Linked DNA regions of Homo sapiens: region 2 is linked to region 1. A link is a contact called in ENCODE Hi-C or POLR2A ChIA-PET data. All regions are on one chromosome and are shown on one strand. The core of a region is the stretch at or near the end of the contact, and the rest is flanking DNA. Distances in the headings are between cores, read along the strand shown. Region 1 has its middle 86 kb from the start of LINC01891. Region 2 has its middle 120 kb from the start of LINC01891.

What was found. Hi-C counts contacts between places; a loop is a spot of excess contacts on that map. ChIA-PET counts read pairs that join two places held with the same protein, here RNA polymerase II (POLR2A). Pooled maps may share reads with other maps.
Region 2: a map of sigmoid colon shows a loop between it and region 1 (4-fold over the local background). The contact joins two enhancer-like sites. A Hi-C loop is called at or near these places in 6 of 168 maps with a recorded cell type or tissue (CD4-positive, alpha-beta memory T cell, CD8-positive, alpha-beta T cell, naive thymus-derived CD4-positive, alpha-beta T cell and 2 more) and 8 of 50 pooled maps. POLR2A ChIA-PET finds 5 or more read pairs at or near these places in 9 of 52 experiments (BJ, MCF 10A, PC-9 and 5 more).

What each region holds. Positions count from the first base shown.
Region 1 is chr2:234,365,962-234,370,507 of GRCh38, forward strand. No RefSeq gene overlaps it. Among named protein-coding and RNA genes, the nearest start is that of LINC01891, 86 kb to the right of the region's middle. RefSeq lists enhancers at 1,774-2,275, 2,276-2,775. Within about 2 kb of position 2,955, at least 13 of the 41 ENCODE cell types and tissues checked have a DNase peak (open chromatin) inside an H3K27ac peak, as active enhancers do; they include PC-9 and sigmoid colon, where a contact is called at or near this core.
Region 2 is chr2:234,334,697-234,339,501 of GRCh38, forward strand. No RefSeq gene overlaps it. Among named protein-coding and RNA genes, the nearest start is that of LINC01891, 120 kb to the right of the region's middle. Within about 2 kb of position 1,280, at least 11 of the 41 ENCODE cell types and tissues checked have a DNase peak (open chromatin) inside an H3K27ac peak, as active enhancers do; they include PC-9 and sigmoid colon, where a contact is called at or near this core.

The DNA.
Region 1 (4,546 bases), core at 1,705-4,204:
AAAATAATCTAAGCAAGGAACTTTAGAACTGACTTCAGATAAATAAAAATAATATGCACATTTGGAAAAAACAGCACAACAAATTAGATCATGCTACATATTCTCATCTGCAATTTACCTTCTTTTAATGATGACATAGTATTTCACTGAATGGATATTTCATAATTGAGCTAATTAATTCCCAACCGATCTAACTGTGGGTTGTTTCCAATTTTTTTTTTTTTGCTATTAAAAGTAATGAGCTTTCTCAAACCAATACCTTTAGATATTTAGGCTATTAATTCCATAGGATAAATTCTGAGGAGCAGAAATTTTGGACCAAATAATATGGACATCTTTCAATTTCAATCACTTTAAATGTTTGATTTTCCTATTGCCTTTTAATGTGCCACTATCCCAATGTGCACCACCAACTCCCTGATAACTTTTACTTCTCTCTCCTGCCAATGCCTTTTAGTCTTTATCACAGAGGGGGGAAAGTAACTAAATGTTGACATTGATTATCTCCTCAGGTGTCGTTATGTTTCTGTCTTACTGCTTTCTCCATAATTTAATTTCCAACATTTCCACCATGATTATGAATTATTTTAGAGTTTACTAGAATGAAGTTTAAGTGCTAAGGTTACTTTCAGAGGTGAGAGAAATTACTTTTGATTACAGATTAGGAAAGATTTAGTAAAGACTGTAACGCAGGAAAATGCCTGACTCCAAATACACGGTAGAGTTTCTGAACAGGCAGGAAGTATAGAAGAGAACAGCTGAGACCCAGAGAAAGAGGCCATGTTAATAATGATAGGGTGCATAGAGATTTCTGCCCAAGGAAGATTAGTAGGGCTGGGCTTTAGGAACACAAACCTTGCAGGAGTGTGTAGAAGAAACAGGGCTGGGGAGAGATCAGCCCTAAAACAATTTCAGGATTCCAGGCAAGAGGTAACGAAGGCTTAAACTAACATAATATAAGGAGCTAGAGAGAGAGAGGAGACAATTACACCTAAAACTGTGGGGGGAGAAATGTGTGAGCTTTGTGGGGCAACATTTTCCCTACATAAGCAAACAGAGCTGCAGGGTCCCCTTGCAGAAGCAGCTGTACTAGATGGAAGCAGGTTTTTCTAGCTCAGCTATTTGTGAAAAGTAAATCTGAGCTTGGAAGGCCTGGAAGCATTGTGCAATTTCTCATTTGAGAGAGGTCATGCTCAGGCTAGCAAAAAGAGGGTAATTTCAACCACAATGAGTGCCTTTTCCCTCCGGAACATTGGGTTTCTCCAAAACATCAAAAAATGCATGTGTGTTAACAGTTTCATTTCTAGATCAATATTTTTCAAGGAGGAAAAGAAATGACAATTTAGAGAAAAACAAAACAGAAGTTGTTGAAACTCTCACCACTGACCCTCCCATTTAATCACCAGAAATGTGGTACCCAAGAGACGGAGCAGCCCTTAAGTTCTCATTCATTTTTTTTGGGGGGGCTGAATGCATTCCCTGTTCATTTCTCAAAAGAGCCACATGAAATAGCCCCGTGAAGTGCTTCATCAGAGGGGACAGCATTTTTTTTTTATTTTTTATTTTTGAGACAGGGTCTCACTCTGTTGCCCAGGCTGGAGTGCAGTGGCATGATCATGGCTTAATGCAGCCTAAACCTCCCAGGCTTAAGTGATCCTCCCACCTCAGCCTTCTGAGTAGCTGGGACTGCAGGCACACACCACCGTGCATGGCTAATTATTGTACTTTTTGTAGATATGGTGTTTTGTCATATTGCCCAGGCTGGTCTCAAACTCTTGGACTCAAGCCATCTTCCCCCCTCAGCCTCCCAAAGGGCTGGGATTACAGGCATGAGCCACTGCACCTGGCCAGGGACAGCATTTTCAAGGTAAGTCTCTGGAAACAGGACAGCCCCCTAAATCACTGCCTTATAACCACAGAAGTTTATTTCTTGCATGCATTACAGGTTGGCAGAAAGTTGGCTGTGGCTCTGCTCCGTGTATTTCCCACAAGCAGATTCCACTGGGGCAGCTGATTTGCGGGGAGTGATGTCCTCATGTCAAAGGAGAAAGCAAGAAAGCAAAACCAAAACAAACCCCAAAATCTGACAATAGCCCTTAATAGTTCAGCTGGGAACTGGCTCCCTGTATGACTTCTGTTCACATTTCAGTGGCCAAAGCAAGTCACTTTCCCAAGCCCCAAGCCTATTCTCAGCAGGATGGTTCATTGACTCCACCCACAAAAGGTACTGTGGCTGTGCTCATGGTGTACTGCACAGGCACCTTACAGGGGGAGGGGGCCAGTAGCTGAGAACAATAATGCATTCTGTGACCAGCCTTGAGGGGCTGGAAATTGAGGCACCAATGCTTTCCCTCTGCCTATTACACCGCACTTCCTCTCAACACCCTACCCAGATCCTGGCCCGTCTGATTGGATCTCTGATTCCAGAGCTGGGACTGTGGTTCTTACCTCTGGCACTTCCTCTCAACACCCCACCCAGATCCTGGCCCATCTGATTGGACCTCTGATTTCAGAGCTGGGCCTGTGTTTCTCACCCCTGGCACTGCCTTTCAACACCCTACCCAGATCCTGGCCTGTCTGACTGGACCTCTGATTCCAGAACTGGGCCTGTGTTTCTTACCTCTAGCTGGATTTCTATTCCACCTTGCAAAGGACCACTTAGTAGCATCAGCCTTCCAGCCCAAAAACATCACCTCTGGATGTACCTCCAAGACCAGAATGACATGCTGGTACAAAAACACAACCTCAAATCCAGTTCAAGCTTAGCACCATTTTTGGATCCATTAAATTAGATGGTTAACTTTCTACTTTCCAGGACCTATGTTCAAATTAGTGTCTCCTTCTAAGATCCTCACCCTTCCCAGCTTCTTCTAATTCTCTGTTGCCCCACTGCAAGGTGCCAACATGCTTTTCAGCCAGTAGAAGAGGCAGGAAAGATCTTTGTTAGTTAGGGCACCTCTGAGTCACTGCATGAAGGGACCTGTGGCTGGGAGGCCCCACCCTCCCTCCTCCTTGCTGGGCCAGCAGGGGCCAGAGCTCATTTCCAATTCTGCCCTGTTTGTGCTTGTTCTTTTTCCATGTAGTATTATCAAGAGCCCGTTTTTATGAGCTGCAACAGTGAGGTCTGTGCAAATAAACTTTCTGAGTAATAATAACTGTCCTAAATCATTTGCTCAGGAACAAACAGTGCTTTGCAACTGGCACAATCAGCTCCTCACATCTGAGTCAGGTTTGTAGCCTGCTTGAAGTGGATGCATGAGAAGGCTGCAGTGCTTTTAAGGGAACTGGAAGTTTCATTCATTGACTTGACAACCAACAAGTAACCAGAGAGAATAAACCAACCAACCAACAACAACAAATAGGATTACTTGCAACAAGGAAAGCAACTTAGACAACCCCAAATTTAAGAAAACAGAGGAAGAAAGGCGCCCACTCCCTCGTCATCTTGGCTATCATTATTTTTTAATTTTGCTCCAATCCCTTTTCATGTAAAATCTAAGAATCGCTGTTACGTAAACTTTGGTATCCAGCTTTTTCTTTTTTTAAAATTAACATCAATAGATTTTCTTCATCATAGTTGCTTTTTGTGGCTGAATAATTTTTCACATACCAAAAGGATTGTACGCATGTTCCATAATTTACTTAGCCAACTCTCTTACTGCTGAACACTTAGGTGATTTTTACTTTATATTTCTGCCATGATAAACAATACTATTATGAACACATTTATATTTTCAAATTTGTACATAATATGAGCTTGTGATTATTTGATTTTTTGGGTTTTTTTAGGCATTAAAGCTAGAATCACAATAGTAGGGGTAGAGAATGATACTACGTATTTACAAAAAACCTAAGAAAAATGATGCTGATTTTCTTGTATCTTCTGGAATCTGTAGAAAAGGCCACCCCTTTAAGAGCTTATGACCTGCTACCTGCAGCTGACAATGGGTGTGCTATGAGAATGAAAGTTGGATGAACGTGTTGTAAGAAGAAAACACATCTTCCCCTTCTACCCACCTTAGGTTCATTGGCTGGGTCCCCTGTAACCAAATGCAGATTAATAAGAGCAAAGTCAGCCGGGCGTGGTGGCTCATGCCTGTAATCCCTGCACTTTGGGAGGCCAAGGCAGGCGGATCACCTGAGGTCAGGAGTTTGAGACCAGCCTGGCCAACATGGTGAAACCCCGTATCTACTAAAAATACAAAAATGAGCTGGGCATGGTGACTTGTGCCTGTAGTCTCAGCTACTTGGAAAGCTTGAACCCAGGAGGTGGAGTTTGCAGTGAGCCAAGATCGTGCCACTGCATTCCAGGCTAGGTGTCACAGTGAGACTCTGTCTCAAAAAAAAAGCCAACAAATTTATTTAATAAGTTTTACATGACACAGAGCCCTCAAATGACATGAAGACCAGAAGAAACAGTTAAACCTGTGTGTTTTTATGCTGTTTGATAAAAGATGAGAAAGCCATGGAAGGATGTGGTAGGTTAAAGGGGATGAGTAAACTGAGGGAAATTTAGCAAGTCCTGTGTGTTCAATTCCTCTCCGTG
Region 2 (4,805 bases), core at 30-2,529, 33 kb before region 1:
ACATGTCTCTTTTCAAAGATACACCATAAAGAGAAGTATGTTTGTTTTTATTCCAATGTTAGTGCTTCTTAGCTACAATAGTTAATCTACAGCAAATTATGAGAAAAAGGGTGCCTTAAGCAGAGCAGAGTTTGCTACAATGGATGGTTTTTCCTGACAAGTTTGTCTGTGCACATTTCCTGAGATTCCCATTTCCTATAATACCTTGTACTTCAAGTTTATTCTCGTTGCATTATTAAATTGCGAGTGATCATGTTTCTCACTGCAGTGGGACTCCCTCCACCATCAGCTGAGACCGCCTAAGCTCCCAGAGTAACTCAGAGAAGGAAAGGGCAGGCTGGTTCCCAGAGGCCCAGGGAAGCATGTCGGTCTGTGTGACCTTGTGTTCACACATCCCAGGTCTGGGATTCTGGCCCAGGAAACAAGATTCTCATCCACATTTTAGAAACCACAACTTTATAATACCTGCTTCTTTATTTATATTCAATCAGTTTAACCATTTGAGGAGTAAGTCAATGAAAATGTTTAACAGTTAAAAAACATACAACCACTAATTTTAGAATAAAATATTCAGAAAAAAAATGTTAAGCTTTTAAATAGTTCATGTTCTATATCACCCTTTGGAAGATTCAGGTTTACCTAAATTTTTTATTAACGGGACAGCCACCTTCTAAACAGGGACAGAGTTCTATAGGCACAAAGGGGTGGGAATACAGTCCAGGTCTTCTGTTCACATGGACCTGAGAGAGAGCAAGTAGAAAGTCAGTGATTCAATTGCTTGGTGGGTTAATGCCATTTCCCCTTAAGGAGGTATTGCTAGATCCTTTTTAGGACTCAGAGGAAAATAAGAAATATTGCCTGATGTCTACCCACTCCCTTCCAATTCTGTTTCAATGTTAGAATTTTCCTTTGCTAACATTTAATCTCTGTAGAGGGTCAGCTACTTAATGCAACAATGTTTCATTTCCATGGAAGCATCTGTTTGCTGAAGACATGGGGGTTCCCACGGCAACCTACTGACATGGGATTTTGCAGTCCTTCCTCCCGAATTACCAGGAAGCCAGGGCTCACGTGTGTGGGTGTCAGAGCTGACAACTGGCCTCGTCGGCGTCCATCTCTTCCTCCACTCCCTCTAATGAAATTAAGTCCCTGCTGCTGGACAGCGTCCTGCTAACAGCTCGCAGATTGCCCCACCTCTCAGGGCCTGTCTGGGCATCTTAGCAGCATCTGCTTCCAGCCTGTCACGCTCTAGACTCGTGATAGCTGTCTGCTGACTAGATGGCATTCTGATAAAGGGCAGAAAGGCAGAGCGATGTCTGTTCTGGGGTGTGTGCCAGGCACAGGGTGCGGGACAGTGGTGACGCGCTCTGCCTTTCCTCAGCCAAAACCACAAGCCCTTGTCCCGTGCAGCGTCCTCATGCGAGATGTTCCGCAGAGCCACTTCATGGTTCTCAGCACACTCAGAGCACTCACTGTGGCTTTCAGCAGCACGAAACAGATGCTTGAATGGGCCAAGAATGGGGGGCAGTGGCTCAGGCCTGTAATCCCATCACTTAGGGTGGCTGAATCGGGTGGATCTCCTGAGGTTAGGAGTTCAACACCAGGCTGGTCAATATGGTGAAACCTCGTCTCTACAAAAATACAAAAATTAGCTGGGCATGATGGTGGGTGCCTGTAGTCCCAGCTACTTTGGAGGCTGAGGCAGGAGAGTCACTTGAACTCGGGAGGCAGAGGTTGCAGTGACCCAAGATTGCACTCCAGCCTGGACAACAGAGCAAGACTCCATTTCAAACCAAACCAAACAAACAAACCCAAGAATGAATGAAGCATTTGGGACGTTACGCGATAGGAGCTGAGGCTTGGGGGCAGGCACTGTGCTGCATGTTATCCCACTGTTAGTATCTTAAAGACAGGGACACAAGTTTAGGGAACAAAAGCAAATTAGGCGAGGTCTGACTCCAGGACCTGAGGCTCAGCCGCTGTCTGTGACTCTAATCCCCAAATTGCTTTCCACTGTCAGGAGTCCACACTCTCAGTAATGAAACTTCCTGTACCACTGGCTTCTTTTTTGTTTTTTTGGATGGCATCTTGCTCTGTCACCCAGGCTGGAGTGCAGTGGTGCCATCTCGGCTCACTGCAACCTCCGCCTCCTGGGTTCAAGTGATTCTCCTGCCTCAGCCTTCCGAGTAGCTGGGACTACAGGTGCCCGCCGCCGTGCCTGGCTAATTTTTCTATTTTTAGTAGAGATGGGGTTTCACCATATTGGCCAGGCTGGTCTCGAACTCCTGACCTTGTGATCTGCCCACCTCTGCCTCCCAAAGTGCTGGGATTGCAGGCGTGAGCCACTGCACCCAGCCACCACTGGCTTCTTATGTTAGTGCTTCTTGTGCCAAAACTCAGGTGACTGGAGAAGGGAGGAGCCACACAGTCTTCTCCAAGTGTGTGGCCTGTCCATGGGCTGAGATGCAGCTTTCAGCCTCTGTGGCTGTCTTTTCTTTTATCCATATTCTCATATCTCCCATTCTAGCGCTGTCTCTTATCAACCTAATTGAGTGACATGAAAGGGCACAGCTTCAACTGTGACTCAGGGGAGCGAGGGACAAAGGAGGAAGGAGGTTGGGGACCTGACGTCTGTCTTTGGTGTTTCCCACTCCCCACTGCTGCCTTGTCGCTGTGGATTCATTTGCCATCCTGAGGTCACCGCAATCCTGGTCTGTCCGAAAGTGTGCTTCACTAGGGGTAGCACTTCCCATGTTGGGCATGAATTGCAGGAAGGAGGCTCAGCCAGCCTCTCAGAATAACCTCCTTCCAGCCAGGAGTGACACAAGTGTGGGCATGAGGGATTCACCGGTTCTTGAAGGGTTAGGTCCTCTGGTGGTGTTGTGGAAGGAAGGCACCCCTAGCAAGGGAGGCGGCCAGGGAGGGCAGAGTCCCCTGCGAGAAGCTGCTTCTCCAGCCATATTTCTGGGGTTGTGGTTAAAGCTCAGTGAGCCGGAGCCTTACCAAGGAGGCTGATGGCCTTGGTCACAGCCAGGGTGACATCCCAGACAGGTCACTGACCACAGAGCTGCTCCTCAGATGTTTAGGTCGGACCCTCAATCAAGCAGCGTATTCTGAATTGAACCTCTCTTGGGAAATTACTGGCACTAGCTAAACCCACAGAAGTGTGTGTGTGTGTGTGTGTGTGAGACACACATACATGGACATTGAAAAATAGTAATAAAAAAGCACCTGGGTACCCACTGTCAGGAGAAAAAGTAGCTATTATCACTACCACAAGGCTCCCTGTTGCCTGTCTCCAGTACCTGTCTCCTCTTTCTGACTTTGAGGTTAAATGTCTATGTGCTAATATGTTGTTTAAGAATCGATCCACATAGACAGATGATAGATAGATAGATTCCTAAACAACATATTATTAAGTTTAGGAAAACAGAGTAATAAGCACAAATTGAGCTGTATAAAAAATAGACTGTGTCACTACTGGAAAATGCAGATTCCCAGTAGAATAAGCAGAACGATCTGTGGGTCTCAGTCAGCCTTCAGCATTCCTGGGAGTTTACAAGGCCTCTTCTAGGGGATCCAGAAGAGCGATGTTGAATGAATTCTGACAGCCCTAGGGACCACTCCAGTGAGAACATCAGGCAGGGTGGCAGAGCAGCCAGGCTGTGGACCACTGGCAGAAATGTAGTCAGAGGGTGTGAACCGGTCAGTATTTTCTGGTTCACCTCCTGCTGCAAGAAGGAGGTCAAGTGTAATATTTTTATAGGGTAATACAAGGCCCATGGACCAGGATATTGAGAGAAAAGAAGGAGCTTCATCAACACACAGGCAAGGCAGCTGTGTTGGCCCAGGCTGGCCCAGGCACTCTGTCCTCAGGTAGAAAGATGCAAACAACAATGGTGGCTGTGACCTGGGGGAGTGCCCCTAATGGATCTGTCTCAAGAGTCGCATGAGGGCTGGGTGCAGTGGCTCACGCCCCTACTACTAGCTACTTCGGAGGCTGAGGCAAAAGAATTGCTTAAGCCCAGGGGTTTGAGGCTGCAGTGAGCCATGATTGTACCACTGAACTCCAGCCTGGGCAGCAGAGTAAGATCCCATCTCAAATAAATAATAAATAAATAAATAAAAATAATTTTTAAGAGAGTCACATGGGTCTAATCTGAATGTGCTGTCTTCCATCGGTGTACATGGATGGTCCTGGATTCATCTCCAGTTCCAGAGATTCCTAGAGATGCCTGTTCCTGTGCCTTTTGAGATCAGATTGTTTCTCAGCTTCTTCCTGCTAGGAGAGAGTCAATTTTCTAAGGTCCTCTCAGGTCAGTCCTTGCCGTACCCATCGGCTTTCTGCTTTCCAATTCTTCAAATGTTGTCACTGTCATCTCCTCTTCTGCCCTGCCTATCTGGGTCTCTCTCTCTCTCTCATTACTTTAGTGAAGCTTAACTGAATATTGTTCTGGAGGGAACAAAATTAGACATGCATGGTTGATCTTCCACACTCTTTGATTATTCTTTTCAACTGTGGTTGCTGAATCAGGTGGCAAGGAGCCTGTTTTAGTCCATTCTCATGCTGCTATAAAAGACTGGGTAATTTATAAAGAAAAGAGGTTTAATTTATTTACCATTCATGGCTGGGGAGGCCTCAGGAAACTTACAATCATGGCAGAAGTGGAAGCAGGCACATCTTACATGGTGGCAGGCAAGACAGACTGTGTGGAGGAGGAACTGTCAAACACTTATTAAACCATTAGATATCACGAGAACTTACTATCATGAGAACAGCATAGGGGAAACCACCTCCACGATTC